Linked DNA regions of Homo sapiens: region 2 is linked to region 1. The links are chromatin loops, found by intact Hi-C in ENCODE. Cell type or tissue: uterus. All regions are shown on one strand. Each heading gives the region's core, and the rest is flanking DNA. Links, peaks and the distances in the headings are about the cores only.

What was found. Peaks named below come from ENCODE experiments on the same cell type or tissue, not always from the same donor. Only the 100,000 strongest peaks of a DNase experiment are listed, where the experiment ranks them.
Region 2: a loop joins it to region 1, with 2.0 times the contacts of the local background. A loop is called at or near these places in 15 of 110 quality-filtered maps.

What each region holds. Positions count from the first base shown.
Region 1 is chr18:13,375,247-13,390,268 of GRCh38, reverse strand. It overlaps LDLRAD4 (low density lipoprotein receptor class A domain containing 4), which reads right to left. Exons shown (of 7, transcript NM_001378100.1): 3 at 2,507-2,928. The coding sequence starts at 2,546. Among named protein-coding and RNA genes, the nearest start is that of LDLRAD4-AS1, 45 kb to the left of the region's middle. RefSeq lists enhancers at 8,136-8,760, 9,452-9,951, 9,952-10,453, 14,822-14,951, 13,952-15,022 and a silencer at 12,425-12,719. In uterus, for the core only: no CTCF peak of the experiment used is centred there; DNase peaks (open chromatin) are centred at 7,642 and 8,198; H3K4me3 peaks cover 755 bases; H3K27ac peaks cover 2,546 bases.
Region 2 is chr18:13,228,963-13,243,984 of GRCh38, reverse strand. All of the region lies in intron 1 of LDLRAD4 (low density lipoprotein receptor class A domain containing 4), which reads right to left. It overlaps C18orf15 (chromosome 18 putative open reading frame 15), which reads right to left and starts at 4,442. Exons shown (of 1, transcript NR_146617.1): 1 at 1,909-4,442. RefSeq lists an enhancer at 3,663-4,297. In uterus, for the core only: no CTCF peak of the experiment used is centred there; a DNase peak (open chromatin) is centred at 7,824.

The DNA of each region.
Region 1 (15,022 bases), core at 3,875-11,874:
GGCGAACACCCCACCACTGCCGCTGGCACACCTTGTTCCTCAGCCAGGCTGACACTGGGGGGAAGAGGCCAAAGTAAGGAAACAGATTCTTGGGAAACTCATAAATGTGAGCTGAAAGAGAGGAGCCAAAGTATTCTCAGCACAAAGAAATGATAAAATGTGCAGTGATGAGCAGAGCCCATTAGCCTGACCTGTTCACTCTACAACACATACATGTATCAAAACATCTCACTGGAACCTACCAATATAGAAAGCTTTTATTCATAAATTACAAATAAAAAAAAACGTGAGCTGGGGAGGAGCTACAAGTGGGTGACTGTGAGCAAGTGGGGAGGAAGGTGGGGTGACACAGGCCCCAGGGGTAGCAGCTGACATATACCTTGGCTTAATATGTGAGAGGTACTGTCCTATCTGCAAGAATCCTCCAGGCAGAACCACAGGATTCTGAGTATTCTAAACAGAGCCTCAGTTTGGCCTTTCCCTTTCCTTTGGGGCAGAGGTATCCCCAGCACCCCAGAGTGTGAGGATGGCGTGGGTGTCTCAGTGGGAGCCACGTGGACCACCATCAGGTGCAGCAGGGTGAGGAGACGGCCCCAGAACCCTGGCCTCTGTGGGCCACCCTGTGGCCTCCACCCTGCCGTCAGGTCCATGGTCAGGGCAGCTTCCTAAGAGTGTGCCACTTTTCCTCGGGCTCTTTTTGTCCCATGCTCACTTCCTTTTCTTTTCTTGTTCCCTCTTCCTCCCAGAACTACTCTGAAGAGCTTCTTTACATCAAATCCTAGGTGCCGCTCCTCCCCAGCTGCCTCCTGGGGTGTGGGGAGAAGGGACAAGGAGGCTGAGCACACACCCAGCCACTTCTCAGTTGCTTCTGCTGCCCACCCCCACCTGGAGGGGAGGGGTATCCACGAGGGAGCTGCCCACCCCTGACTGGAGGGGAGGAGTATCCACGAGGGAGCTGCCCATCCCTGCCTGGAGGGGAGGAGTATCCATGAGGGAGCTGCCCATCCCTGCCTGGAGGGGAGGAGTATCCACGAGGGAGCTGCTCCTGAGACGGAAACAGCTGAAGCACACACAGTAAGGATGAGGAAGGACAGGGTTTCTAGACAGCTGGGCTGCAGGTATGAAGATGGTTCAAGAGAGCTTAGCTTTGCACGTGCTCCCCCAACCCTTCGTCTACACAGCTGCAGAGTTCATCCACATGGGCCATGACCCGCACACCACAACCTGGGAGGAAGGTGTACACAGCTGCGGAGCTCATCCACATGGGCCAGAGAATAACCAGCCCCTCACAATCCAGAGGGAGACATCTACACAGCTGCCAAGCTAACCAGCACGGGCCCTGACCCACCTCCCACAACTCGGGGAAGGCACTGTCACTGAGACCCCATGTCACAGACTATGTGGTGCAAGCTGCCTCAGGAGGTCGCCTGCAGGTGCGCACGGAAGCGGCCGAGGTTGGGAAGACCCGTCCCCTCGTTCTTCCTTGGAGAGGCACCACAGCGGCGCTCCATCTCTTCACGCCGAAGCCACGGCGACTGCGGAGGAGTGCAAGGCTGTCTAGGAGCTGACATCTAATCCAAGGAGAAGGCCCATGCCAATCAAGCCTGAGCCCCTGCCCCTCTCTCCAGGCATCCCAACAGCCTGACCTGCTCCCTCCACAAAATCTGAAAAGCTGCAAACTTCTGGGACTCACGGAACCAGAGAATAGGGTCACTTCTTGTGACTATTTCTACCATCTTTCTCTTAAATGAAAGGCAACCTCCACAAAACCTCTTTTATGTAAACACATTCTCCCTGGATTCCATGAAGTTCCTCAATGTCACGGAGCCCAGTCTGTCTACGAGGAGCCAGAGGCCCAGAGGATTAAGTGGCTTCCTGGAATGTTACATGAATCAGACAAAAGAGCCAGGATCCAAATTCAAAATCTCCTGTGTCTTGGGCGAGGGCTCTGGGCACCAGCCAGACTGTGTGGTTCCCTACAAACTGCCAGCCAGGGCCAAATCACCAGCACACTGGGGTGTCCCACTTCTCCCCGCTCACTGCAAGACGAGTTCTGCCCAGTTGCCCCAAGCACACAAATAAATGTGAGAAATTAAAGATGGGGAGGCACCAAGCACACATCGGCAATTAATCTTTTCCCTCGGAGAATCTTCCCGGTTCTGTAAAGAAACCACACTTCCCCTACCCTCGCTCAGCAAGTGACATATTTCCTTAGAGAACAGAGACTTGGAAGACGCTGCGAATACTGCAGGATATTGTGTGTATCCTATCATTCAACAAAAACAGAAGCAAAAAGTGTCAAACACTTTTTCAAACTGCTATTGAGAGAGCGAAGGAAAACACATTATTATTTTGTCAGAATCAGTCACCACAGCAGCCTGAGCCCTTGACTGCGTTGGCCTTCAGCTCCTGACTGCAAAGGTAGGTTCACTGCATGCAGTGGTTTGGGAGTTTATTGCCTCCCAGGAGTGGAGGCAAAGCCTCGGATTACCTGGAGCATGCTCACCTGTGAAAGCATTTGTGGCCTGAAAACCAGCTTCCGGCATACTGCTCCCCGGACAAGCCTGTGCTCCAACTCTTGCGCTGTCCCGTCGAGGAAGCCGCCGGGCGAGGCTCAGGTCACTTCCATCTTAGCCTGTCCAAGTCCATCGCTCTGCTGGGCCGGCCTCTGGGAGCATCCGCGGCCCACCTGCCCGGCTCTCGCGCGGGCGGGCGGTACCTGGGTGTGGCACCTGGGCGGCGGCGGTCCCTGCTCCCGTCAGCCGTCCAGCCAGGGCGCGGAGGCCATGGCGCGGGTGGAGGGGCTGGCCCTCAGGCCCTCAGAACACGGGCGCCCCTGGCCACGCCGCTGCCAGCATCCTGCAGGGTCGCACCTGCACGCGGGTGCTCCTTGTCCCAGCCGCAGCTCTCTGTGCTCCGCCTCTGAAACTGAAAAGCAAGAGGTCACTTTCCTGATGACCAGCAGAAGCATTACAATTAACAGGCTTACACAGGACAGAAAGGAAAAGCCACGGAGCTGCCTCCACGACCCCACTGTGGGCATGGGGGCTCCCACAGGGGCTGCCAGGGTGGGAGGAGATCCACCTGCCCCCAAGGCCACAGCTATGCTCCTCTTAAGGTTCAAATGTCCCTCCTGGGCCATTCTGCCCTCACAGACACCTCGGGGAAGAAACTCATTTCTCAAGCTGGTTCCCAAGGCCTTAGACTGGGGTCTGTGGTGCATGGCCACTGGTCAGCACTCCAGGAAGAAAATGCAGGACTTGCATGGAGCAGTTTTTAAAAGTGATTCTATCTATCTATCTTATCTATCCATCCATCCATCTATCTATCTATCTATCTATCTATCTATCTATCTATCTATCTATCTATCTATCTATGAATGACAGGGTCTCACTAAGCCGCCCAGGCTGGTCTCCAAACTCCTGCCTCAAGCAATCCTCACAAAGGGCTTGGCCTCCCAAAGTGCTAGGATTATAGGCATGTGCCACCATGCCTGGCCTAAAAATGGATTCTTAAAAGGAAAACAAATGCCCACATTAACTTTTTAGTGAGAATAGGAAGGAAAAGCAAATTTAATCTATAAACTGCTCCATATGTTACATAACAATAGAAGCATTTTGCCTGTAATCCCAGCAATTTGGGAGGCCGAGGCGGGAGGATCACCTGAGGTCAGGAGTTCGAGATCAGCCTCATCAACATGGAGAAACCCTGTCTCTACTGAAAATACAAAAAAATTAGCCAAGTGTGGTGGTGTATGCCTGTAATCCCAGCTACTCGGGAGGCTGAGGCAGGAGAATCACTTGAACCCGGGAGGCGAGGTTGCAGTGAGCCAAGATCGCGCCATTGCAATCCAGCCTGGGCAACAAGAGCAAAACTCCATCTCAAAAAAAAAAAATAGAATAATAATAAAAGCATTTTACAAAATGTTTTTCAGATATTTTAATGTTCCATTAAACATAAAGCAATATTAACAAGAATGACAGAAGCCCAAAGGATCAGACTTTTAAAACAGAATCCTGAATATCAGTCTCCAATATTCAGGAAAAGAAACCTCTTTTATGTTATCACTTCATCCTAATCAATTTATAACCAACTTTTAGAAAATGTAATCTCATTCTTCTTTTTCATCATCAAACTAAAGAAAAAGAACTTAAGAGAACAGAGCACAGAACAGAAAGGAGCCCTCTGTTAATCACATGTTGCTATAAACAGAAGGTAGTGAAGTAACACATCACTGATACGTACTAATTACAAGGAGTATGTTATAAATTAATGAAGTACTTTAATGATACTAAGACATCCAATTCTATTACCTTCATGTATCTATAGTAACATTCTCAGTTAATAAGGTATGGCCCAGTAGGAGTCCTCAAGTTTAAAGAACAGGTAACATTTTAATTAAAAAATAAATTATTTGTGTAAATGGTAGCTTTGAAGTGCTTGAAAATGTGAGAAAACATTTTTTCTCTGAATTCTAACATTCCATCTAAAAATGGCCAACATGCAGGTCCTACAGGAACTTCGGAAGAAAACTAGTTGCACTAGCATCATGAACTTTGGGAAATGGAATTTATCCTGCCAGATAAAAACAGAAGCCCACCTGCCCTAAAGCTTTGATTTTTCTCTGCCCTTTTCGATGATGCTTTTGGTGTGCAAATATGCTAGACTTTATTTGTTCTCATTCTCTAAACTCAGAGAGAAAACCAAACTGCAGGGAGGTTTTTGCTGTTGTTTTATTGTGGGAATTTTGTCTATTTGTTTCATTGCAGAAGTTATGCTACCTCACTTTTTTTAAAAATCAGGTTATCATAAGGAAATAATCAACAGAATGAAGAGACAACCGATAGACTGGGAGAAAATATTTGCAAGCCATACTTCTGATCAGGGCCTAATATCCAAAGTATGTAAGGAACTCAAACAACTCAGTAGCAAGAAAACAACCCAATTTTTAAAACGGGCAATTACCTGAAAAGATGTTTCTCAAAAGAAGATATACAAATGGCTGACAGATATATTAAAAAATGCTCAACATCTCTAAGCATCTGGGATATGCAAATTAAAGCCACAATGAGCTATCACCTCACACCCATTAGAATGGTCATTATCAAAGACAAAAGATGAGAAGTATTGGCAAGGATGTGGAGAAAAGGGAACCCGTGTACACTGTTGGTGAGAATGGAGACTGGTACAGCCATTTCGGAAAACAGTATGGAGGTTCCTCAAAAGACTAAAAATAGAATCACCATATGATCCAGCAATCCCACTGCTGAGTACATATCCAAGGAACTGAAATAGGTATGTCAAAAATATATCTACACTCCCGTGTTCATTTCGGCACTATTCACAATAACCAAGATACGGAAGCAACCTAAGTGTCCTTCAGTGGATGAACACATAAAGACAACATGGTATGCATACACAATGGAGTACTATACAACCTTTAAAAAGAAGAAAATTCTGTCATTTGCAACAACATGGATGAAACGGGAGGACATTATGCCAAATGAAATAAGCCAGGAATTGAAAGACAAATACTACATGATCTCACTTATGAAACGGATGGACATTAAGCCAAATGAAATAAGCCAGGAATTGAAAGACAAGTACTACATGATCTCACTTATAGGTGGAATCTGAAAGAGTCAATCTCACAGAAGGAGGGTAGAAAGGAGATTACCAGAGGCAGGAGGAAGAACGATGAAGAAAAGGGAAATGTTGATCAAACATACAAAATTTTCAGATGGACTGGAGGAATACGTTTTAGTGACGTACTGCATTGCATGGTGACCACAGTTAATAAAAAAAGTATCACATATTTCAAAATTGCTAAAATAATAGATTTTTAACATTCTTACCACAAAAAATGATAAGTTGGTGAGGTGATGGATATATTAATTCATTTGAATTGAATATTTCTACCATGCATACATATACCAAAACATTACATTGTACCCCACATATATGCAGTTATTATTTGTCAAAATGTCAATTAGAAAAATGAAGTTATCATACATCCCACATGTCAAAAGGCTATGGGAAAGACTGAGGCCAATGTGGATCAAAATAGAAGAAACAACCAACTTCCCAGTTTTCTTATGCTGGCTTAATCACCCCCACCAATCCTTAACTTTACATCTTCTAAAAGAGAGGTTGGACACAGGTGTGTAATAGCTCCCATGAGGTCTAAGCGTGGTCATGGCCAGGATTTTTAGGACAGTGATGTGTGCGGTTCCCAACAAAAGCAGGGTGAACACAGCTGTGTTACCGCATCAATGGATAACGTGCCTATTCCTATATACACTCTGAGTCTCCCCCAATGCAATTTTCAAGGTAAAATGCAATTATAAATGCTGTAAAAAGTCTTCTTTCTCACTGCTAGCAACAAAGATTAGCTACCCTTTCTAGGAATACGCAGCAGAGGTGCAAGCTTCGTTCTGCTCAGTGAAAGACTGTGACCACCCAGAAGGGGCCAGAACCCAGCGGCACTCAGTAAGTGTGTCAGGTGACCAACAGGCAGCGCAGGGTGGGTGATCAGGACCCAGAGAAAACTCTGAGGGCCAGCACAGTCAGCAGAAGCCTGCAGGCCCTGTTCTGGACAAGACGTGTGCTTTTAGTTTAGAAACCAACCAGCAATCAGCACAGCCATGCTGGGCATCTGTGGAGCAAACACGTGGAAGGGTAAAAGTTGGAGGAGCTGAACAAACGCTGCTTGCCGGCCGTCCCTCCAATCTTCTGCTCTCGTGAGCCTCCTGCTCATGAGCTGCCACTCAGCTTTCCAGTCTCAGCCCAAACAACCCTCCCTGGAGATGCTTCTTTGATGGCCCCCAGTCTAAGTCCAGACCCTGCTACACAACCCGCAGCACCTGGTCGGCTTCCCAAAACATCTGCAGTTGCGACTCCACACGGGTGTCCTGATTGCACCATGCCTGCCCGTCTCCCCCACAAGTGCCATGAGAGCAAAGGCAGTGGCCAGCAGATCCTCCAGTTCCCCTTGGCACCCAGCAGGTGCCCAGTAAATACGTATTTCCTGAGCGAACACATGAGTGAAGGAAGACACTTACGTGAAGCTTCCCTGAGTACTATACACAGCGCAGAGAAGGCTCAGCAAACACCTACACAATTAACCCAGCCCTAGCTGCGCCTGGCAAGGGGCATTTCCCAGGTGGAGGTGCTGCTCCTCAGCCTGCTTGGCTGGGACCCTCCGGGCTGGTTTTCCCACCACCCCACTAGAAGAGTTGAGATGATGATTACAAGTGGTGAGCCTGCTGCACTTACACTTCCCACAAAGTCCTATCCAGCAAAGGCCTTCAGAGGTCATTGACTTAAATGCCCTCAGGCTACAGAGAGAGAGCAAGCGCTGCCCCATGGAGGCGCAAGAACTGCGCCCAACACTGGCAGCAGGAGAGCAGGACTGACCCTGGGCCTCTTGCCCTGAAGGCACTGCTTCCCATGCTACTCCTGAGGCCCAGGAAGCTCCCTAAACCCAAGTAGCTTAAATCAAGAGAGAAGGAGAGGGGGGAATACAGGAAGAGGCAACTTACCCAGGACGCAAGGTCACAGTCAAGATCCCCCCCAAGGCAGCAAGCACATGGTCATCATTCTACACACACACGCACACACATGCACACACGCACACACACGCACACACACACGCACACACACATGGAGGTTCTATTTATACTGGGAAGATGGGCAGGACTAACCAGGAAATAAATTAATTCAATATTGCACTTGAAAAATGTCATTAAGTCCCTCCCATAACAGAGCAACAGTTACTAAGGAAATAGAGCACGTCAAATGGAAAAACACCCCCACAGGAAGGGACATTTTAAAAACATGAACACTCACAAACCTAACCAAGTAAGTTACAGGGTATGTCTGCCTTACCAGTTATTCACAAAAACTTATATGAAACGCAGTCCTCCTCAGAGTCATTCAGGAATACAAACTGAACTGTGTCCGTATTATATCTTTCATTAAAAGACACTGTAAAAACAGATACATGGGGTTCAGGAAATGTGAGGGTCACACAGGGGCACGGAGGCCAAAATCCAATGGAGAAGTGAAACAGCCTTTTTTCCAAAATCAAAGTAGCACTCAAAAAACCGTAGTGCATAAAGAATTGACGCTGCAGTTTCATTTTTTATTTCCTCCTGCTGTGGACAGACTGTTTCGCTGGCGGAATGTCGGTTACCTAGGTGACAGCTCCACAGCCATGGCGACTGCTCCAGGCCCCACAGACGCTCAGGGCCGAGCCCCGGCCTGTGGATGCCGATCCCTGGCCACTCTACCCACCAGAGAAGTTCCAGGGAGAAAGGAACGCTGCCAACCAAAGAGGTCATTCTAAACCTCGGCAAACTGGGGCTCTGCTGCAAAATTTAAAAAAAATAAAAATGACCATGTTTGAGAGCTGCACGGCACAGCTCACCTATGCATCATCTCACCCTATGTTCATTTAGGATCAAAGAGGCAAAGGGCTTGTCATGAGACAGATGGGAGAAAAAGTGGGGAAAAGACCCTTGAGAAGCTATTTCCAACTTGAGCTGGGACCAGGTGTCCCACCAAGGGAGATGTCACACGTCTCCATGTGAGTGCCTCAGAGCTCATGGATAGTGCAGACCTTGGCAACGGCCAGTCAGTCTCAAGATCTCCTAACAGTAAAGAAAAGGAGGTGCTACAAATAAAACACCTCTGCCTCCAGGCAGCCAGCCGTAGGCAGAGAGCCCCAGGTAGGGGACCCACTCTGCTTCTGGTACCCGTGGTGACTCCCGGCCCTGGCTCCCATCTCCTCTTTTATACAATGAGGAGGTGAAACTGGAGGTCCCTCCCATTCCAAAAAGTCCCCTATGGCCATGTCTCTGGCCGAGAGAGAGGGCAAATGGGCATAAAAAAGGATACAGTGGGCGGGCACGGTGCCTCACGCCTGTAACCCCAGTGCTTTGGGAGGCTGTGGCAGGAGGATTGCTTGAGCCCAGGTGTTTGAAACCCACCTAGCCAACATAGAAAGTCCCCATATCTACTAAAAATATAAAAATTAGCTGGGCATGGCTGTGCACACCTATACTGGGGAGGCTGAGGCAGGAGGACTGCTTGAGCCCATGAGTTCAAAGCTGCTGTGAGCTGTGACTGCACCACTGCACTCCAGCCTGGGCAACATAGCAAGACCCTGTCTCTTCAAAAAAAAAAAAAAAACTAAAGAGAAACAAAAGAAAGGGACACAGTGCAGAAGCACAGAAAATCCACATGGAAATGCAAATCTGAGAGCAAGTCAGAGAAACAGGCTGCCTATAGCCAGGGAAGACTGAGTTGGAGTGTGATGAATTTTTCATGCTACTTTTCATCTCTGTGATGTGGGGGGGCAAAATAACATGTAGCTTTTGTAACACAACCTCCAAGCCATCCTCACCCTGGGTAGCTCAGTGGGATCTGGTTACTTGTTCAGCATAATGTAGTTCAGGGTAGCGTAGTGCCTTGCTGTAGGTCACCAATTCAGGAAGCAAGTACAAAACCCAAAACATCGATTCAAAGACACACACAGGCTGCAAACAGGAAAAGCAATAATTATATTAGAACATTCTTTAAAATGTCACCTTGACAAATCCAACACTTGATAAATCCTGAGGCTATATTCAAACCAAGTTGGAGAGAGTTCCCCCTAAAATAAACAGGATAACTGTCCTTAATGCATTAGTAAGTCTATAATTATCGACTCATATGATCTAGCAGCAGAGGAAGCCGCAAGGAGTCATATATCCGACCCCTGTGCTTTGTGGAGGAGGCGATCCAGAGGCTCAGGGAGAGGGGACAGGTTGAAGATGAGTGTGGGAGGAATGCAAGCCAGGGCTGGAACCAGGTGTCTGGATCCTGGCCCAAGCTTCCAGTTCCACTGTCTACACACAGCGGCCACAGGAGACACTGGCTCAGGAGGGAGAGCCTGCAATGCTAGGAAGACAGCCGTGCACACCTGCACCAGCCGCTCGCTGGGAATCAGGGAATACTGGGAAGATCTCTGCTTTCCAGGGCCCGAACCAGGCCATTCCCACAGCACCCACATGCACAAGGGAATGGGAAAGGGTCAGGGCTTGGCCCAGGGGCAGATGATCCCTGAGCAGACGTGCATTCTGGTCTGAGCCCGGTCTGAGCACATCACAGACACCTCCACTGTGGCCACCAGCCAAGCAGCGGCAATGCCCCTCCCAACCCAGCCCCACCCCCGTAGAGGTTCTGCTCCCACTGTGGCCTGGCGTGAGGGCTCGGGCTGACGGGCAGGGGGCTGGCGGGCAGGGGGCTGGCGGGCAGGGGCAGGCCTCTGCAATCCTCCACACCCAGGGATCTCCCCCACTCCAGCTTTCTTCAGATAAAATCAGCTTAAAATGGGCATGACAGGCAAACAAGAAGGGGGTCAGACCATAGGCTAACAAGTGTGGGCAGGAAGGGAGGGGGAGCTGTCTCATTCTTTGGTGGGAATAGAAAAGAATATGAACCGACAAGCTGTTTGTACGAAACAATTTTCATCTCCCTTGCCAAGCCACTCCTTGCTGTCAGCTCACAGCAGGCTTCCCTGGGACACCTGTGCCGGCCCACAGTCTTCCCTGCTCTCTGGCCTGCAGGACGCCACCAAAGCTGCATCTCTTCATTCAGTATTTCAACAGCTATTTGTGGGGTCATTACTCTGGCAGGCACTATTTTAGGAGCTGGGGAGACAGCAGTGAGCAAAACAAACCAAGCTCCTGTCACCATGGGGCCCAGATCCTTGTGTCTCGTCTGCCTCTGCAGGTGTTTCTGGACAACGCTTCCTGATTATCCTTGGCATTGACCATGGGGACTAGAATACAGCAGGTACCCAATAAATGCTGACTGTACTGCACAGAATTCTAGCTGAGCCTCAGCTAGGTCACCTCCTTTTCAATCTATGGCCTCTGTCCTGCATCTGGGCACCACACACAAGTGGCTGCTGGCCTGGGGGTGCCCCATGGGGGACATCGTGGCTGGGAGTTTACTGCACAGGCAGTGCCCAGCCCCACACTGTTTCAAACATGCTCAAACAAGAGCCTTATACAAAGGGGCCAGAGGACAAAAGTCTGGGCTCTGGCCACATTGGGTTCACCTCATTCTAGGCTGTGTGTGACTTAGGCAGTTACTTAAAGCCCCTGAGCCTCAGTTTCCTTGGCTGTAAAATGGAAGCAATGATGGCACTGGCCTGATGGAGCCATTGTGTATCTAATGAGAAAACACAAACAAAACCCTAGATCTAATGAGGGCTGGAGAAGTTACCACCCCTCCCAAATTACTACAACCTGCCTCAGCAGATGGCCGATGAAATCGCGTCTCTAACACGGCTCAGCCCACCCTCTTCCAGTTCTGATCTGACCCAACTGATACAACGTCAGATTCATCTCCTAGTTCCTCTGCTAATTTGTCTTGATTTTTTTAAAAAGTTCCCAATAGATAAAAATCAAAGCTCAAATCATTCCATGCCAGCTAAAATTAACAACAGAGAGAAACAGGAGAAAGGATACAAAATTAGAGAAAGTGTGTGGGTGAGGTTTTTGGTATGAAATGTGGTAGAATAGTAGAAGAGGAAAAAAATGTCAAGAAAGAAACTTGCCTTTAAAAGGAAAAAGATAGAGGCTCTTGATATTTGATTGGCTTTTTTTCATGTTTTCATACTGAAATATAACATTTAAAAAGCAGCAATAGAAAGAAAAATAATAAATTTGACCAAGTTTTTACATCTCCTTCTCGGAAAATCATCACGCAGGGTCCTGTCTGCTGTTCTTCCGTCTCTTTTCTTGTGTGGTTTGTTCCCTTGGTAAAGTGCTGACCTTTTAAGTTCTTCACATGCACCTCTCAAGCTTCCACACAGCCCTGAGAACGAAAGATGGCACAGAGAGGGCAACAAACCACCCTTCTGACAAGTAGGGTGCTCCCATGCCCCTCTGCCGGGCGAGGCAGCCTGTGAACCTGCAACTGTCCCCAGGAGCAGCTGTCACAGAGTGCAGGGAACTCAGGGGAAGGCTGCCTGGTCCCTAACTAACGGGGCCACACCAGGACACGCAGCAAAACACCCTACACCTTAAGGCTCAGACAAACTGATCAGCGATATAACAGCCAATGTTCCCTACAGAAATGAACGATCAGAGTCATTTCAGTCGCCTGCGTTCACAAAGCCTCCTAAGCATTCCTTGTTCACCAAGCTCCAAACCAGCTCCACAAGTGCCTCTTAAATCAAACACACAGGGAACAGCTGAGCTTTCATGAAGCACTTCTGTCTCATTTGCTCACATTCATTATCTGAGGAATATATATTCCTTTAGGACAAAGAAAAACTGTCCACTTTATATAATTTTTCACAACTCGGTATCCAATTCAAGGTGAGTGGGGGTGGACAGAAATGCTCCAGTAAGACTTTTCTTAGATATTTCCAGGGGAGACTCTGTGTTGTCTGGGATGGGCCTGCGAGGCTCTGCCTATTGCTCCATGCAACTTAATGTAGGCTCAATGGCGGGTCACGCTCGCGAAGCTCTTGGGACTGGCCAGCAGTTTGTGCTCTGGCGGAATGATGACTCCTCACTGCCTGAGTATGTCCATTATGACAAAAGGTAGGGGAAGTCCCACTTTCCTCTGGAGAGAGGAAGCGGTTTCTATTGCCTGAAGAGGAGAAACAGATACAGGCCCATCTGATATCCTCTTAGAACTTAAACTTCGGTTCAACCACTCTGCTATTTCTCCCACTTAAGGGAACCAGAAGAAGAAATTATTTGCAGTTAATCGCGTGCCACCCTAGGAAAGTCATGGGTTGTACAACCACCTGGGAGAAGGCACGGGCACTCATCTAAGAGCTAAAAAAAGATAACCTCTAGACCAGCCTTTCCAAGAATGACTTGCAATTCAAGCAGCAAAACCATCATTGAGGCAGACCAAGTTATGGAAACAGACGTGACGCAGCCTAGTCAGTTCATGTTGGTGAAATAACTTAATCTGGCCACAGAAATCCAAGGAGATGCATATTTCAGCCGATGTCTGAAGGACAGAATGCAAAACAGTGCTGTCAGAGGATGGCTCTGGCGTTGATGTTACCGGCAGTGAGCAGACCCAAGAGTGTGACAGAGGAGCTCTTGGGTGTGACACACATCAAATGCCACCTGCGGGGCCCGGCACACTAAGCCTTCTGACGGGTAGTCCCGACTCGATGCACCTTCAGGGAGCACTGAGAGAGCTTCCTGACTTCCTGCAAGGCCAGGCGAGGCAGGATGTGAAAGTGCATCTGTCCCCAGGAGCAGCTGTCACAGAGGGCAGAGAACCCAGGGGAAGGCTGCCTGGTCTCTAACTAATGGGGCCACAAACCCCACCGCTGTGTTCTGGAGGCCTCCGGCCAGGCAGAAAGAGTTCATTAGACCAATTTCCACTGCCTTGGTAACGAAGGCCCGTGCGTGTGCTCTCACACAGGAAAAGCAAGTGAGGGTTATTCATGGGGAAAGCACCACAGACAGGTACCATGTATCCCGCCAGGCAGCCCAGGCAGCGGTAAAGATACGTGCCCTCCTGGAAGACAGAACTGGCCCCTCTGGAACCGCGTGTGATAGAGCAGTCTTCCACAGCACCGGACGCCGAGGGTGTGCTGAGTTTGCTGGGCTTCAGAGGCACTGATCGGCAACTGCAGGAGCCGTCTCATCCTGAGCTGTGCCCTCACCCGCAGAAGAAGCCCCTGTGTATACCTGATGCTGAAAGGATCTGTCTGTCTTATATGTCCACCGTCAGATCCAGGCAGGAGAATTCCTGGGATCCACCAGAGAAAACCACAGGATGCCGCTGGCAAGAGGGAATATAACTGCCATGCTTGGCAGCTGACGCCGCTGTTCATGGGGATGCACAGGCTCTGAGAGGCCTTTCATGATCTAAGCGACCGTGGGCCGCGCCAGCCTGACCGCCAACTTCCTCTGCACGGAAAGTCATGTCTTCTTTAGATTTTTCTTTTTCCCTCTCAGAATCTGGCCCTTATTTATTCCCTTCCCCACTGGAGTTGACAAGTAGGAATCGATTTATTCCAACCCCTACTCTGCATGGAGACCTAAGCACATTTCTTCAGACAGAGGCCAGTGCCCGCACAGCCTGGGAGGACAGGCAGGGAGGGGCAGCTTTCCCGCAACAGACAGCAACCTCGTGCCTACCCTCCCTCCCAGAGTCTGATGAAGTGAACACAGTTCCCTCAAACGGCAAGAACGAGGACTTGATTTCACTCCTCCAAGGAAAGTAAGCTGCTGCCACTTTCACCAAGATAATCTGGGCCACTGCTCCCCAAATATCCCCAATACCCCAGGCAATCACCAAAACTACCCTCTATTTTTACTTAAAAACTAGATAATTAACAAATACACTTGAAATCGGGAAACACACATACGCCGGTGGACAAGACCAGTGTTGAAGAGCAAGGCGCTGGCGGGCGGGAGGAAACGAGGAGGAGAAGGCCTCCCACCAGGTGCAGGCTCCCTGGCAGGGAGGAAGAGGGTGCTGTTCCCTGACTGTACAGAGGGAAGGGAGGGAAAAGCAGAGCACCATGATTGCCCCAGTAAACTCCACTCCATAACTGAACACTCAGAGCATTCACTCAGGCCAGGGCCTGCTTAGATTAGAATTTAGCTTTTCATCTTCAAATACTTAAATAGGTCAGCATCACTTTACTTTGTCCTTACCACCAACCCAAGCCTCCCCATCTCACTCAGCTTCGGCCCTGCCCTGACCCAGCAGGCCCTCATTTCCAGCCCAACACACAGAGCCAGCTGTGACTCACTCGCACTGCCGAGCCACAGGGATTCCCCACGTCGGAGACATCACTCCTATCGAAATGACTCATCTCCTCACTTCCTTTGAATAAAAACATGTTATTATGTTCAATAAAACCATACAAGAAATAATAACTAAAGATGGCATTTAAATAACTTATACCAACACCTAAAAATGGCTTCCTGGAGGAAAAGGGAATGACTGGCATTTTCAAGGATATTTTCAGACCTCCTCCTTT
Region 2 (15,022 bases), core at 2,826-10,825, 150 kb after region 1:
GGGTGGGTGGATGGATGGATGAATGGATGGATGGGTGGGTGGGTGGATGGATAGAGAAATGGGTGCATAGGTGCATGGATGGATGGAGAGATGAATGAGTGGGTGGGCGGGTGGATGTGTGGGTGGGTGAGTGAGTACATGGTGGATAGATGGATGGGTGGATGGGTAGGTGGTAGCTGGGGAGATGATAGATGGATGGGTAGACGGATGGATGGGTAAATTGATGGATGGATGTGCGGGTGCATGGGTGGGTCGCTGGGTGGGTGGATGGGTGGATGGGTAGGTGGTGGCTGGGGAGATGATAGATGGATGGGTAGACGGATGGATGGGTAAATCGATGGATGAATGTGCGGGTGCGTGGGTGGCTGGATGGTGGATGGATGGGTGGGTGGATGGATAGAGGAATGGGTGGGTAGGTGCATGGATGGATGGACAGATGAATGAGTGGATGGATGGATGATGGATGGGTGGGTGAATGGATAGAGGAACGGGTGGGTAGGTGCACGGATGGAAGGACAGATGAACGAGTGGGTGGCTGGGTGGGTGTACAGGTGGCTAGATGGATGGATAGGTGGGTGGGTGGATGGGTGGATGCTGATATAAAGTTTCAAATGCTGTTCCCACATTTTGTCTCATTAATCCTCCTCATAGGTTGAGAGATATTCCAGTGTCCACTCTACAGAAGTTAGTGACGTGCCCAAGGCTAAGAGCTGGAAGTGGAAGAGGCCGGGGACAACTCAGCTCCTTGGCTCTCACCTCCAAGGGGCCCTGCCTCCCACACCATGCTGCCCATGGAAAGGTGGCCTACTCCCTTGGAAAGTCCAGCTGTAAAACACTCCCAAAGAAAACATGGCCTGACTGGAAAACTAAGATCAGCTGGAGTCAGACATAAAGCCTTTAAGTGCTTCCAGCATACAAAACAGCCCCAAGACACTCAGCTGCTGCAGAACTGAGATGTGGAAATGAAGGCACAGGGGCAGAGCAGGCGCCAGGCGCAGAGCAGGCCGGCAGGGAGAAGAGCACCCAGCCCGGGAAAGCTCCTGCCAGCACAGATGGATGGGTGGATGGGTAGGTGGATAAGCCCACTGTGTAACAGCTGAAACCCAAGTCGAACAGCTGGGGTCAGAGCTGCCTGAAAGGCCAAAGCTGTTGGATAAGATTTAAATAAACTACTTCAAAATTACCTTTATTAGAGTTAAGTAAAACAGTACATCTAATGGGTACAATGTACCCTATTGACGTGATGGTTACACTAAAAGCCAAGACTTCACCACAAGGCAATATATCCATATAACAAAACTGCACTTGTACCCCATAAATCTATTTTTTTAATTTTTTAATTAAAAAATAACAATGCAGAGTGGCTTGCAAAAAAAATACCACATTTGCATTTAGTTCTTATTTCTTTTTCTATATACTATACAGACTACATGGGATTTTAAAGGGTAAAATATTACCAACCTCTTTACTATTGTTCTAAAAATCTATCATTAGTAAGTGTGTGAAAGTGGTTTTTCCATATCAAAGTGAAGTCCACGAAGGTCTTGCCTGCCTTACCTTAGTTGGATTCCACTAATCACCCGATCACCCCGGCCACAGCTCCAGGCCTGAAACCAAAGTACCAGCAGGAATTAAACAACCTCTTCAAAGAGCTTCCTAAAATCTTAACCTTTAATTGGAAAATGCAGATGATCAAATCAAGCACTGACGTGACCGGGTAAAACTTGAAATACTGGAATCCTAGACAAAATTGTTTTGATGAATTTCCTGCAGACGTGAAAACAAGCGATTCCAGTAGGTCAACAAGTCAGAAGCACGTTCTTGGTTTAATGAAGCTCTGTTAAACTATTTTCTCTTTTTCCTAGAACCCCGATCTTTTGTTATTGTTTTCAGATGATGTGTGTGTTTGTTTGTGGCTGGCTTCACATCACCCTGGAGGGTTCATAAAGATAGGCCACGAAGCCCCGTGCTTGTAGACACACACCCCGACGGACACTGGCCTCGCGTGATGACGCGTGTGAGAAACCCGCCCCAGTTTGACCTCTGCAGTACATAAGGGTCTGTGGGACGTGAACCCCACGACATTTATTTTTAATCACAGTAAAAGATGTAAGATGCACGAGACAACATGACAGTCATCTTTGCAATCCCGGTCTCCAGCAGGAGTAATTACGGCGCAGGACCCATTTCACGCATGTCCCTGTGAAAGCAGGATCCAGGCTGTTCAGCGGGGAGGGGACCGCGGGGACAGAGGAGGATTCTCTACTGACGGCAGAGCGCCCTGCAGCAGGAGGCTGGGACAGTCACCCCTACATTGCCAGCGGTCAGTCAGGAGGAGGAGCTGGAAGGCTGACCCTGGAGTCTCAGCAATACCGGCTTTCAGCAGGAGGCCCAGCCTTCACCTGCTGCTCTCTCTGCCCCTGCATCCGTCCCTCAGGCACGCCCTCAGTCCTACCACACTGACTCCCACATAGCCTGGGTTTTGCTGTCTACCTTGAGGCAGGATCACTGCTCCATTTCAATCCTCAGCGTATCAAGACATTGTGTACAGAGTAGTGATGAGCGGGAGACCCGCTGCAGCACCCGGGAGGCTACCCTGGAAGCCTCCGGAATGAACTTCCGCATGTATACACACAGCGAAAGCACACAGCAGACGCCGGGGCCAGCATGGAACTCGACACTGGTTTGGGTCTTTATAAACCAGCGCCCTGTGAGGTGCCATGTGAGGTGTCCAACAGACACAAATAAAGCCCGCCTTGGCCTGGCGCAGTGGCTCATGCCTGTAATCCCAGCATTTCGGGAGGCCGAGGCAGGTGGATCACTTGAGGTCAGGAGTTCCAGACCAGCCTGACCAACATGGAGAAGCCCCGTCTCTACTAAAAATACAAAATTGGCCGGGTAGTGGCACATGCCTGTAATCCCAGCTAATCAGGAGGCCGAGGCAGGAGAATCGCTTGAACCCGGGAGGCAGACGTTGCAGTGAGCTGAGATTGCACCATTGCACTCCAGCGTGGGCAACAAGAGTGAAACTCCATCTCAAAAAAAAAAGAAAAGAAAAGAAAAGAAAAAAAAAGCCCGCCTCGAGTAGGGCCAATTCTCTCTCAGGCAAAAATCGTGAGATTAGACCACAATCTGTTGTCATCCCTCCAAAGCTGCCGTCTCATTTAAATATCCTCTCATCTGGCAGTCACTGAAGACCTACTATGTGCTAGGCGCTCTGGAGGGCAGCTGGAATATCAAAGTAAACAGGGGAGTCCCTGATCACTGAGTTCCTGGTCCATGAGGAGAACAGATGCCTGCACAGTCCATTAGAAAATAACGGTGCGCACGCATACATGCGCATGCACACATGCACACAAGCACACACATGCACACATATACACAAGCACACACATGCACACACACGCACATGCATGCACACATGCACACTACAGTCAAACTCTGAGGATGCACAGGGCAGCACGGACCTCTAGCCCAGGTGCTGACGCTGTCTTGGAGCACCTCAAGGCCGAGGGAGGCTGAAGCAGCACCTCCCAGGCCAAAGAACCCACAGGATGGCCATGTGAGAGGCAAGAAAGGGCCCAGGGGAGGCTGTGAGCATATGTGGGGGAGGCGGTGTGAAAGCCTTTTTCCGCTTCCCTGCCACCAGCTCACGGGGACATCGGGGCTCTGGGCCTGCGGCCTCAGAGCTCCTTTGGGGCCAAGGGCTGAGCTTTCAGCAAGTTGACCCTGCAAGACTAGGGAAGCCTCAGGCTGCTCTGTTGGAAGGTGAATGTGTGACTCTTTCAAAGCACCCTGACCCTGCATGTGCCCATCTCCATCACCGAAGTAGGTCTGGAGTCGGGTCTTTCAGAATGCTGGCCTAGTTATTTAACTAATGTGCAATGAGTTTCTATGTCCAAGGCCATCCAAAACATGGCAAAGCTAAATAAATATGTATACACTTAGGAAATCCCTTCCTTGGCCAAACAGGAACAGGGACCCTACAACTGGCATGAGGAGAGTTGCACGGGCCAGCATGCTGCCAGGAGGTCCCCAGAAGTACCCATGGCAAACCAAACAAACAGCAGTCAGGAACTGGGTAAAGGTTGGCTGCAGCACAAACAGCTACAGTCGCAGCCTTTGGCTCCATGGCATCTCATGGCTGGTACAGCCTGCGTGGCCCAGGCCACCATGGAGCAAACCCCACGGGCCACAGCTGGAGGTTTGCCAGCCGGCAACTTGGGGCTCCACTCTTTCCAGGCCCGCCAAGGACAGCCAGGGCATCTGCGTCTGGTCCCCAGTCCACACTGTGACTGGTGCAGGCATTACAAGAAAGTGGAACAGTGAGTGAATGAGCGCAGCTGTTCTGAGCCTACTGAAGGTCTCTCCAGCCGGATGGCTGGCCCAAGCCCCCTCTGGACAACTGCTACTTTCATTTGCTCTAAGACTGTATGATCATTAATACCTGTAATTCATTCTGACTAATCAAAATTCATCCTGGTTAATTCACTAGCTAATTAGAATTTAAAAGAGTGCCACAGCCATTCAGGCAAGCTCATTTAGGAGCTATTGAAATCCTCACACAAGACGTAGGTGAAAAGGGAGAGGGAGTCTGTTTAAACTTCTAAGTGGCCCCTGCACTCCCCTTTGTTCCCTCAAATCCCTGAGCTCAGCAGGCTAATCTCACTGGATTAGCTGCATTAACATTTCCAGTGTCCTCTCCCTAACGCCAGGCCCCTCCAACCGCAGGCTTCATGGGTCACAAATGTTCTCTCGAGCCCGCAGTTACAAGCAGCAATTTTTTTTTTTTTTTTTTGAGACAGAGTCTTGCTCTGTGGCCCAGGCTGGAGTACAGTGGTGTGATCTCAGCTCACTGCAACCTCTGCCTCCCAGATTCAAGCAATTATCCTGCCTCAGCCCCCTGAGTAGCTGGGATTACAGGTGTGCGCCACCACGCCCAGCTAATTTTTCTTATTTTTAGTAGAGACAGGGTTTCACCATGTTGGCCAGGCTGGTCTCGAACTCCTGACCTCAGGTGATCCGCCCACCTCAGCCTCCCAAGTGCTGGGATTGCAGACATGAGCCACCCGCCTGGCCTTACAAGCAGCAATCTTAATGTCCCCTCTCCCACCAGAACCTCGGCAGGAACAGGGGCTAGGGCTGTTGAGTAGGAGCAGGAGGCATCTCAGTGAGCTCCCTGGGAACGTGACATTATAAAATCACATTTCCACACAGAAACACAGGCGTAGTCACCACCCGGGAGAGGCTGCCTATGTGTAGGCCCCTCCCAGGTATTGAGTCTCTCCAGGATCCTAAAAGTAACCCAGATTTGGTGCAAACCTCACAGAGATGTGAACCCAGGCTGGCAGGACTCTGCAGTCCACGCCCTCTGGCCTGCACCACACCACCCCTCAGTTCTGTGGGTGCTGAGTCCCACATCTGCACGTTCTCCCACCTGCTCTCCAAAATAACCCAGCTTATTACAGAAAGAGCACAGAGTAGATGTAAAAAGTCTTCCTTTTGTGTGAACACTGACAGCCCAAATAAAGAAGGCATCAGGTGCATCCAACAGTGCTTCAAGACACTGATCAATCATAAAATATTGCGTGGCACAGGCACCTCTAATATCCTTCCAGTTGAGCAAAAAATCTATCAACAAGAGGCAATGCATGAAGGGGACCAGCCCAACAGCAGAATGTTTTTAAGAGGGGGCTCCTTCTCGTTTTACAATAAACCACGACCAGTCATCGAGCAATCTGTCTCCAGTTCCAATACTGGAAAATAAGGAAGAGAAATCCTGGGTTCATGCTTAGATGGCTCTGTGATCTCATGCCCTCCAGACTTGGGAAAGGCAGATATTCTGGCACCTGCTGTTAGTTTACAGTTCCCAATAGTTCCTGGGGTTTTAGGTGGATTTTCAGAGCAAGCTTGTGGGTAAGGATGGCTAGGAACAGCCTCACTCCACTGTCCATTTCCTTCACAATCAGCCCAAGCACCGTGACTTCGCAAGGAGGCAGACACATTGACCTTAAGAACCAGGGTGGGCATCCAGGAGGCCACCAGACTCTACCCCAGCCTCCCATTTTAGAGACGAGATCTTAACAGCATGTGACCTCAGACAAGGTGCTAAATTCCCTAGACCTCAGTTTCCTCATCTGTAAAATGGGACTGATCACTACACTTCCCAACCTCATAAATGAATTACATGGGTCAAATGAAAGAACACATGCAAACTGCTGGACAGCAATGCCTCCATGAAGGGGGTTCTCCATGGGGAAACTGAGGCCAGAGGTCTTGAGTGATCACAGTGACTGGTGCAGGGCTGTCACACAATTGTATGCACTGAGGGAATGGATCTTTGGTTGCTCGGGGGACAATGCTACTTGGAGACCGAGCTAGGAACAAGAATCCACGTTCCCTGAATGTCTTCGAACTAACTGCTTTTTCCACTGAACAGATCACCCCAGTTCCACTTGGCCGTGGGACCAGGAGTGAAATTATCACCTCTGTCTCCAATGCAAGAACAAATCAGCCACCCGGCAGTCACTGTCCACAAGCCCATGAACCACAGAACCTTCCTTGGTACTAAGTATATGAACTAGAAGCTCTGGGAACTAAGAGACCATCTACGGTGGCCTCAGAGAGCCACATCCTATCAGATCACAGGAGGAAGCAGCCAGGACACCAGTGACTCTGCCAGTGCCCAGGACGTGGGGTGATGCACTTAGTCCCCTGCATTTCCCAGCGGGCACCTGCGCCATCTCATCTGACAGTCAGAGTAACCCTGCAAGCAGGCAGATGTCATGATCCCATTTTCAAGATGAGGGAGCAGGACTCGGACTGGCCAAAGGCCACAGCCCAGAACAAGAGCAAGCTGGCCTCCAGAGCCCAAGCCAGCATGCCTAGCAAGCGTTCTATGAGTGGAGCCTCCAGGGATAACCCAAGATCACAAAGACAGAGACACCTGCTGCTTCTTAAGTCACTGTGTTTCATTCTCCATTAAATATAAAACAGAACTCTACCTGCACACATTATGCCCCCAAGCACAGTCCCTTATGGAATGTTACAATCCTCATCTCTAAACTGAGATGGAACCACGCTGGTTCCAAGCAAGACTAGGGAGGGAGGGAGTCCACAGTTCCAGGGACAAAGCAAAGGGGAATTAAAACGTAACCTCAGAGGAAGATGTCAACACATCTGCAAAAGAAAATTAATTCCAACTGTGATCTGAAAGTCCGACATGGAACACCAGGTGCAGGAGACACCCCCACTCCAACAGCAGCTCAGAAACCCTCCAGACTGAGAAACACGGACCGAGCCCCACACAGGCAACGCCAGCACCCAGAGGAAGCAGAGGGTACAGAAAGGAGTTTAACATGTTTTTCTAGGCCAGACGTGGTGGCTCACGCCTGTAATCCTAGCACTTTGGGAGGCCAAGGAGGGCGGATCACCTGAGGGCGGATCACCTGAGTTTGAGACTAGCCTGACCAACATGGAGAAACCCTAACTCTGCTAAAAATAGAAACTTAGCCTGGGGTGGTGGTGCATGCCTGTAATCCCAGCTACTCAGGAGGCTGAGGCAGGAGAATCGCTTGAACCCGGGAGGCAGACGTTGCAGTGTGCCGAGATCGCACTACTGCACTCCAGCCTGGGCAACAAGAGCAAAACTCTGTCTCAAAAAAAAAAAAAAAAAAAGTTTTTCTATTGTTAGATCAAAGCAAAATGATGGTTCCAGGGGGAAAAGATGGAACAGTGCTTCTCTGTGTAACTGTTTCCACATCTAACGAGAAACTGCTCTGCACAGAACTGCCCAGCCCAGCTCGGGAGCGACGGGTGCCAGATGGAACCACTCTCTGTAGAGAGTAAACCTTGCTATCCCCATAGCAACTCCACCGCGCTTCCAAAATGCTTAAAAAGACACACATCAAATTGTTTTCCACAATTTTTCAGAAAGTGACTTTTTATTCCACACCCTTAGCAAATCTAGTTAACTGGGAATTTTCTCATTATAAAAACAGGAACACATGATCATTGTAGAAAATATGGAAAAGATGAAAAGACAGAATTTTTTAAACCATCCTTAGCACTATATGCCAAGACCTCTATTTTTAATGTCCTGGTGTATTTCCTTCCAGTCTGTTCTCCGGGTGGAGGTTCAAACAGATTCCTAACGGAGGCAAGGATCAGCACCCAGCCTGCAAGAAAAGCAACCCACCCCAGGGCTGGATGTGCACTTCCCCCAGGGGCAGGACTGCAGATGTGTCCTCAGACTGGGAGGGAAATAAAGTCGACTCATCCAACCAAAGCCGATCGCATATGCAACATGGCTAGTGGTCTATTACACAGGCTAAAAGCCATCAATAGGAATGAATTTGCTAGGAGTCCTCACCACTATTTAGAATGTGGGGGGTTTTTCAGTTTTTTCTCCTTCTTCCGCACTTGGTTTTCACAATCCTTGTGGATTTTAAATCCAAGGCAACAAAACTAATACCAGAATAAAAGCACAGTCAGATGCCTGGAGGGTGAGTCAGACTTCCAGGTAGCTGTCGAACATTTAGTCTTCTTTGAAAAGATGGAAAAAAGATTCACAGACCATAATTTTCTCTACTTTGAACTTTTCCTGATCCCAAGAACAGAGGAAAACAGCTTAGGAGAATCAAGGTTATGATAGAGACATCTCGTCTAAAGAGAAAGCATCTACATATGATGAATTTAATAAACTTTAATAATCTGATGATTTTTTTTTTTTTTGAGATGGAGTTTTGCTCTTGTTGCCCAGGCTGGAGTGCAATGGCGCAATCTCAGCTCACTGCAACCTCTACCTCCCGGGTTTAAACAATTCTCCTGCCTCAGCCTCCCAAGTAGCTGGGAATACAGGCACACGCCACCACGCCTGGCTAATTTTTTGTATTTTTAGTAGAGACAGGGTTTCTCCATGTTGGTCAGGCTGGTCTCGAACTCCCAACCTCAGGTGATCCACTCACCTTGGCCTCCCAAAGTGCTAGGATTACAGGCATAAGCCACCGTGCCAACCTAATCTGATGATTTTTTTACAGCTTGATAAATTGGTTTCTAAGCAAATAAATAACTAATTTATCCAAAATGTATTTAGCCAGCAAGTTAAATTTGGGAGGAGAGAATGGAAGGGCAAAAGTTGGTCTGAAAAACAATTGCTTCTCCTGGTTTCTGGTAGGTAGTTTACTTAGAGGAAAACAGTAAAATAAGAATGTAATGTAGGTGAGCAGCAGTCCATGGGGTGGGGCGGGGCTCATGGAAGGTGCTCAGCCTCCCCGGCTCATCTCTCTCACTGCTGCTCATACTTCAGCCTTTCTGCAGGACTTTCTGTTTGCACTGAGGCCTGTCCCAACCCACGGAGGCTCAGGTGAGATGGCCTCACACCCACACCTGGTGCCCACCCAGAAGTTGGCAGAAGGGAGGAGTCCAGAGCCCCATCCAGGCCTACGAGTCTGTGGACCTGCCCACCATCCTCCCCTGGCCTGCTCACAGGTGCCTGCTCACAGTCCATCTGTTTATTCAACAAACAGTCCTGGCAGCCCGATGCTGGGCCAGGACAGGGACAAGAAGACGATTGTCTGCCCTCCTGGAGCTCACAATGACCAGGCCCCGTGCAGGAGACACATGGGCCAGGGAAGGCCTCCTAGGGCAAAGCCAGGCGACTAATGTGCGCACCCAGGGAGAGTTCTGGGTAGGGCAACCACAGAGGCCTGTGCGGCGAGGGGGTACGTGGGTGAGGAGCCTCAGCAGGAGGGAGGCCCGAGGGGCACAGGGCATGCCATCAGGGATTACAAGGGTCACTGGCTGCTGCATCCAGACCAGACCATCGCGGGTGGGGAGGACAGCACCCGGTCAGAGGCCCCGCAGAAACCCAGGGAGAGAGGACACACGAGCACTGCTGGTGGTGACAGTGAAAAGTGATCATATTGGGACGAACGCTGGAGGCAGAACAAATAGGTTTCAAACATGCACTGGGCCATGGGAAAAGGTGACGAAAGAAGTGTCTGAGATGTGTGGCCTGAACCACGGGCAGACAAGGATGCTGGTGACTGGAATGGGACAGTGAGGGAGTGACAGGGCTGGGGGGCTGAGGGGCAGGGAGGAGCAGCTGGGGGAGTAAGAGTTCAGTTTTAGACATGCTGGCTTGGAGGTGCCTATGAGTAGAGATGCCCGGTAGGCAGGTAGGTGTAGGAGCCTAGGGTTTGGAGTTCTGGGCCGAGGTCCTCTATGGAAATACATAATCAGTCTCAACAGTTGCGACAAAACTCTGCCTCTAAGCTCTCCAGCTGTGAGTATAAGGTTCTAGGCTCAGAAACCTCTCTCCACTGACAGCTAAGGGAGAGACCCCGTTCCTCTGGGCTCTGAAGCTGGCCACACCTTACCAGCAGGCTGCATCACCCAGGGAGGGAAGGGGAACAAATACTCAAAGACATCTTTGCTTAGAGAAGGTTTCCATAAAACAGCACCAGAGACAGTGACAAACAGGTCACAGGAGCACCAGAGACAGCGACAAACAGGTCACAGGATGGAGAATATTTCCAATAAGAGGGTGCCGGCTTCCTTGGCCCACTTCCAAACACAGCTGTCCCGCCTCTTACTGGGCTCTGAGCAGTGGGCCCCTCTGCCAACCTTGCCAACCCAAGAGCAAGCCAGAGGGTCCCTTGATGTCTTGCCACCTCTTAACAGTCAACAAGCCAATGCATTTGCTACATCACAGCAGCACTACATCATCCAGTAGCAGAGAACGTATCTGAACGGCATGGCATTTGCCTTCTTAGCGGCCAGTGACCCGTGTCCAAGCAGACCCAAGAGCACTTCGCCCGCTCACGTCCTTCAGGACAGGCGCCTGCAAAGAGGTGGCGCCACTGGTGGCAAGCTCCATCCCTAACGCACTGTGTGTGGCGACAAGCAGATCCTCTGCCATCGTCTAGAGTCCTCATTGATCACACAACTCATGACCAGGGGAGATCAGAAAGCGCCTCACCTGCCACCTAATCATTTTAACAATGAGCTGAAGCCTTGGTCATGAGGACGCTGGCTCCTGTTCCCTTCAGGGAACCAGGAGGACCACACCAGGGAGAGCCAGCAGACGTGGCAGCCTTCTCTCCCTGCTGCCAGCTTCGGGTCCGGAGCTGAGTTCGGACGAGCATCACAGCTGGCACGCGCCTCTCCCACACGCAGCTTCCAGGGAGCATGGCTGGAGGTGGCGCTTCCTGGGCTGCGGAGGAGAGAGCAGGAAGCTGCGAAGCCAGTGTGAACGGCGCACACGGCTTCCACTTGGAACGCAAGCAGGGGATCAGGGGACTTGGCAGCCACAGCGGAAGAGTCAGAGCTGCAGACAACAGTGAATAGCTGAGCTGGGGAAGGGATGCGGCAGCACGAGGTGACATAGAGGCTTGTGGAGCACAGCACGGGGCAGCAGCAGCCCCCGGACAAGGCCACGCAGGGAAGGAAGGCGATTTACACGGAGGCTTGTGGAGCACAGCACGGGGCAGCAGCAGCCCCCGGACAAGGCCACGCGGGGAAGGAAGGTGATTTTGTTGAAAGGGGAGAAACAGAACTGAAGTCAACTTGCATCCACAGCCGAACAAACTGTACCAGGACAGAAGCTCAAACCATGCCAGGCAAAAAGGGGCACAGGCCACAGACAGAGGCGGGAGGCGAGTGGGACAGGAGAGGGGCCACACTGGCAGATCCACCTCACTGCTGGCACCAGGCCAAGTCTCTGCACTGCTCAGGACCTGGGACATACTCCTAAGTCCCACAAGAGCGCCCAGAAGACGCTCCTCTAACAGGGAGGAGATGAGAGCAGGCCCCTGCGGTGGCCCCAGCCTGCACCGTACTCGCGCCACACTCCATCCTGCATGGCCCACCAGGAGAGAGCTTCACGGGGTGCCCCCTCAGTCCCCTTGATGTAACTATGTGTATCTTCGAATTCAGTTTTTAGTGCTATACCCTTGACCTCCCAAAATGACATCGACTAGGTGGGTGCCTGCCCAGCCACCAAGCTGCCATCCCTGGGACCAATGACCTTCAGAAAACAGCCTGCCATGTGGTTTGGACAACCATTGGGCATCACATTCCAATTAGGTTTCACACATTAAAATAACATAAACTCTGGCCTGAATTCCTCATTCAGCTAATAGCCACATTAGAGAAGAAGAAACAAATCCATTAATTATACTTCTATGTACATTTCATTGATTATTTGTTCCTTAAAGCCAAGGAACATGAAATTAGATGTTGTCTGTGAAAAGCTTTAAATAGTTACACGTTTTGCAAATAGAAGGCATTATTATTCCCATGCGAAAGTGATAAACCTGGCTTCCTGTCGTGAACTGAATGCAGTATGAAATGTAAGCGTTTTGTGAAATGTAAACAAATATCAACTATTAAAGCACTGTGGTCGAGACAGAGCTCCCCACTGCAAACAATTCGATATGAAATCAAGGTAGGTGTTCTAATGGGCTTGTTTTTCTTTACCATTCGTGGCTGGTTGATTTGGTTTTCGACAAAGATGGGAGGAAACGCTCCACACCAGAACCAGACTCACGCGATCTCGGGCAGGCCGCAATCAGGAGGAATGGTGACCCAAAGGGCAAGGGCCACCCGACATGCTCACCAAGAGCAGCGCCCCGTGCCCAGGTTCACTCCCGCTCCCAAAAGCCTCTGGCCTGTCTGCGTGCACCCACCTTTCACACGAGCCATGTGTCCACTGCCATTTCTTCTCAAGCAAAACCGGTCCAGACCCCTCTTGCCCTTCTCCCTCCCGCTTCCTCCCATACCACCTGCCTTTTGCCTCACCCATAGACATCTATACGCCTCTGAACTCGAAGACGATGCTGCCCGTGGCGCGCATTCCATGCAGGCAGGGAAAGAACCTTCACTCATCCCTGCAGCCCCGCAGCACCCTGGACATCAGGAATGAGCTTCACCAGATTACAAGTCTCCATTCTTATAAATGCATGTGGGCCCTAAAAGGGTCCCCCTGCGCCGAGCATGAATAAATAATCTCACCCTCCTAAGGAAGATTTCTCCACACAAATAAAGCAGTCCTATCAACATTTCTGATCACCAAACTGGTGTATTCAATCCCTCCCCGACCTGTGTCAGGATTCGCCCTGGAGGGTTCAGATAGCATGGACCAGAAAGAGGAGCCTAGGAGAGTCAGGGCGGCAAAGGAGCAAGATATGGTCTGTGGATTTTGAGTTCACAACAACTGAAAGCTACAAAAGTAATTTAGAGTTTGAGTTTGAAATTTCAGGCACTGTAAGCAGTAGCATCTACCCATGACACTCGCAGACACCCTCCCACCTCTTCCCCCACCTGCAGCCATGCATGGCCCGCCCTGCCCTCCCCCTGTCTTAACATATGTTCCCACTGCCCGCCTGTGGGCCCCCAATTTTCTGAAGCATATACTCCTACAAGCAAAAATGTCTAAGCACACAGGTCATGTATATTTATTTATAAATTATAAATTATATACATATACTATGGTAATAGTACATTGTACACATAATATACAAAGTTTGAAAAATGGAGTAAAAATAAGTATATGCGTTCTAATATTTTCTCGCTGCAACCCACTAGATTACTCTTTCCCTGTTTGTTCACCTTAAAAAAAAATCTGTTCTTTTGCTAAGTCTCAGCCCGAGGTCTATGTCTCAGTCCAGCCGTGCTGCTGTAACGAAATACCTTCAATGGGGTCATTTAGAAACAGCAAAAATGTGTTGCTCCTAGTTCTGGTGGATGGGACGTCCAAGATCAAGGTGCCGGCAGATCTGGTGTGTGGTGAGGGCCCATTCTTCATAGATGGCACCTTCTGTGAGTCCTCGAGTGGTGGAAGGGGTGAACAAGCTCCTCCGGCCTCTGTTATAAAGGCACTAATCCCACACATGAGGGAGAAGCCTCGTGACCTAATCCCCTCCTAGAAGCCCCATCGCTCAATACTATCAATACTATCACAGTGGAGTTATGTTTCAATTGAGGAGTTTCTGGGACACACAAACATTCACACAACAGCATTTGGCCTCCTCCATGAAGTCTCCCTTGATTGACCAAAGTACATTGAGCCCTCAGGAAGCCAGGAGACAGCAGGTCTACTCACATCTTCCTCTGTCTCCCTGGTATGGTTGTTAGCCCTGTGTGGCAACCGTGGGCACACCTGTCTTCCACCAGTTTGGCGACAAAGCCATGTCTTTATCTATGCCTAGTGCGTGGACGTCCTGAGTGCTCCATAAAAATGCACACAGGAGGAAAGAGTAGAAGGAGAGGGAAGGGAGGGAGCGAAGGAAGCGTCAGAGCCACCACCTCTGGGCCTGGGGGCCTCACTCTCCTCCACATCTAAAGCCTTTCTTGAAAAACTGCTTAGTTCAAGACGTGATTGTAAAACCACTCTCACTTGCTAATTGCTTCCACCACACATATTCTATCTTCTCCTTGGTCTCTATGTCTCCAAAAGGCGGGAACTGGGTCTCTGACTGTGCCAGTGCAGGGCAGATGTCTCACGAGTACACACTTGGCTCACGAGCTGCCTTTTACTGAGCACTCGCTGTGGTAGCTGGCCTGTCCCACCTGATCTGCATACATATGATCTTATCTAATCCTCTCAAAAACCTACAAGGTGGGCAAACAGCTATTTCAGAGGTGAACTGAGACCTAGAGAGTCAGTGACCTTCCCCAGGTTGCACAGCCTTCAAGGGGCCCGGCAGCACAGGGGCCCAGGAGGGACAGCTAGAAGGATAACTGAGCAACTGCCCATGGCAAGCCCTCAGGAGGCCTTTACCCGAATCGTCCCAAGGACACCACGGATGATGCAGTCACCCCGTGGCAGCTGACACACAGGCTGGCGCTGCAGCCTGGACGCTGCCTCCTCGGTGGGTCCAATGGGGACAGCTTCCTCCATGCAGATGGCAGAACAGAAGCCATTCCCTCAGACACATAAATGTGCCCCAGCTATAAAACTCCAACATACAATGTTACAGCAACCAAAGGATGAGGATTCACATTAGAGGGTAATGCACCA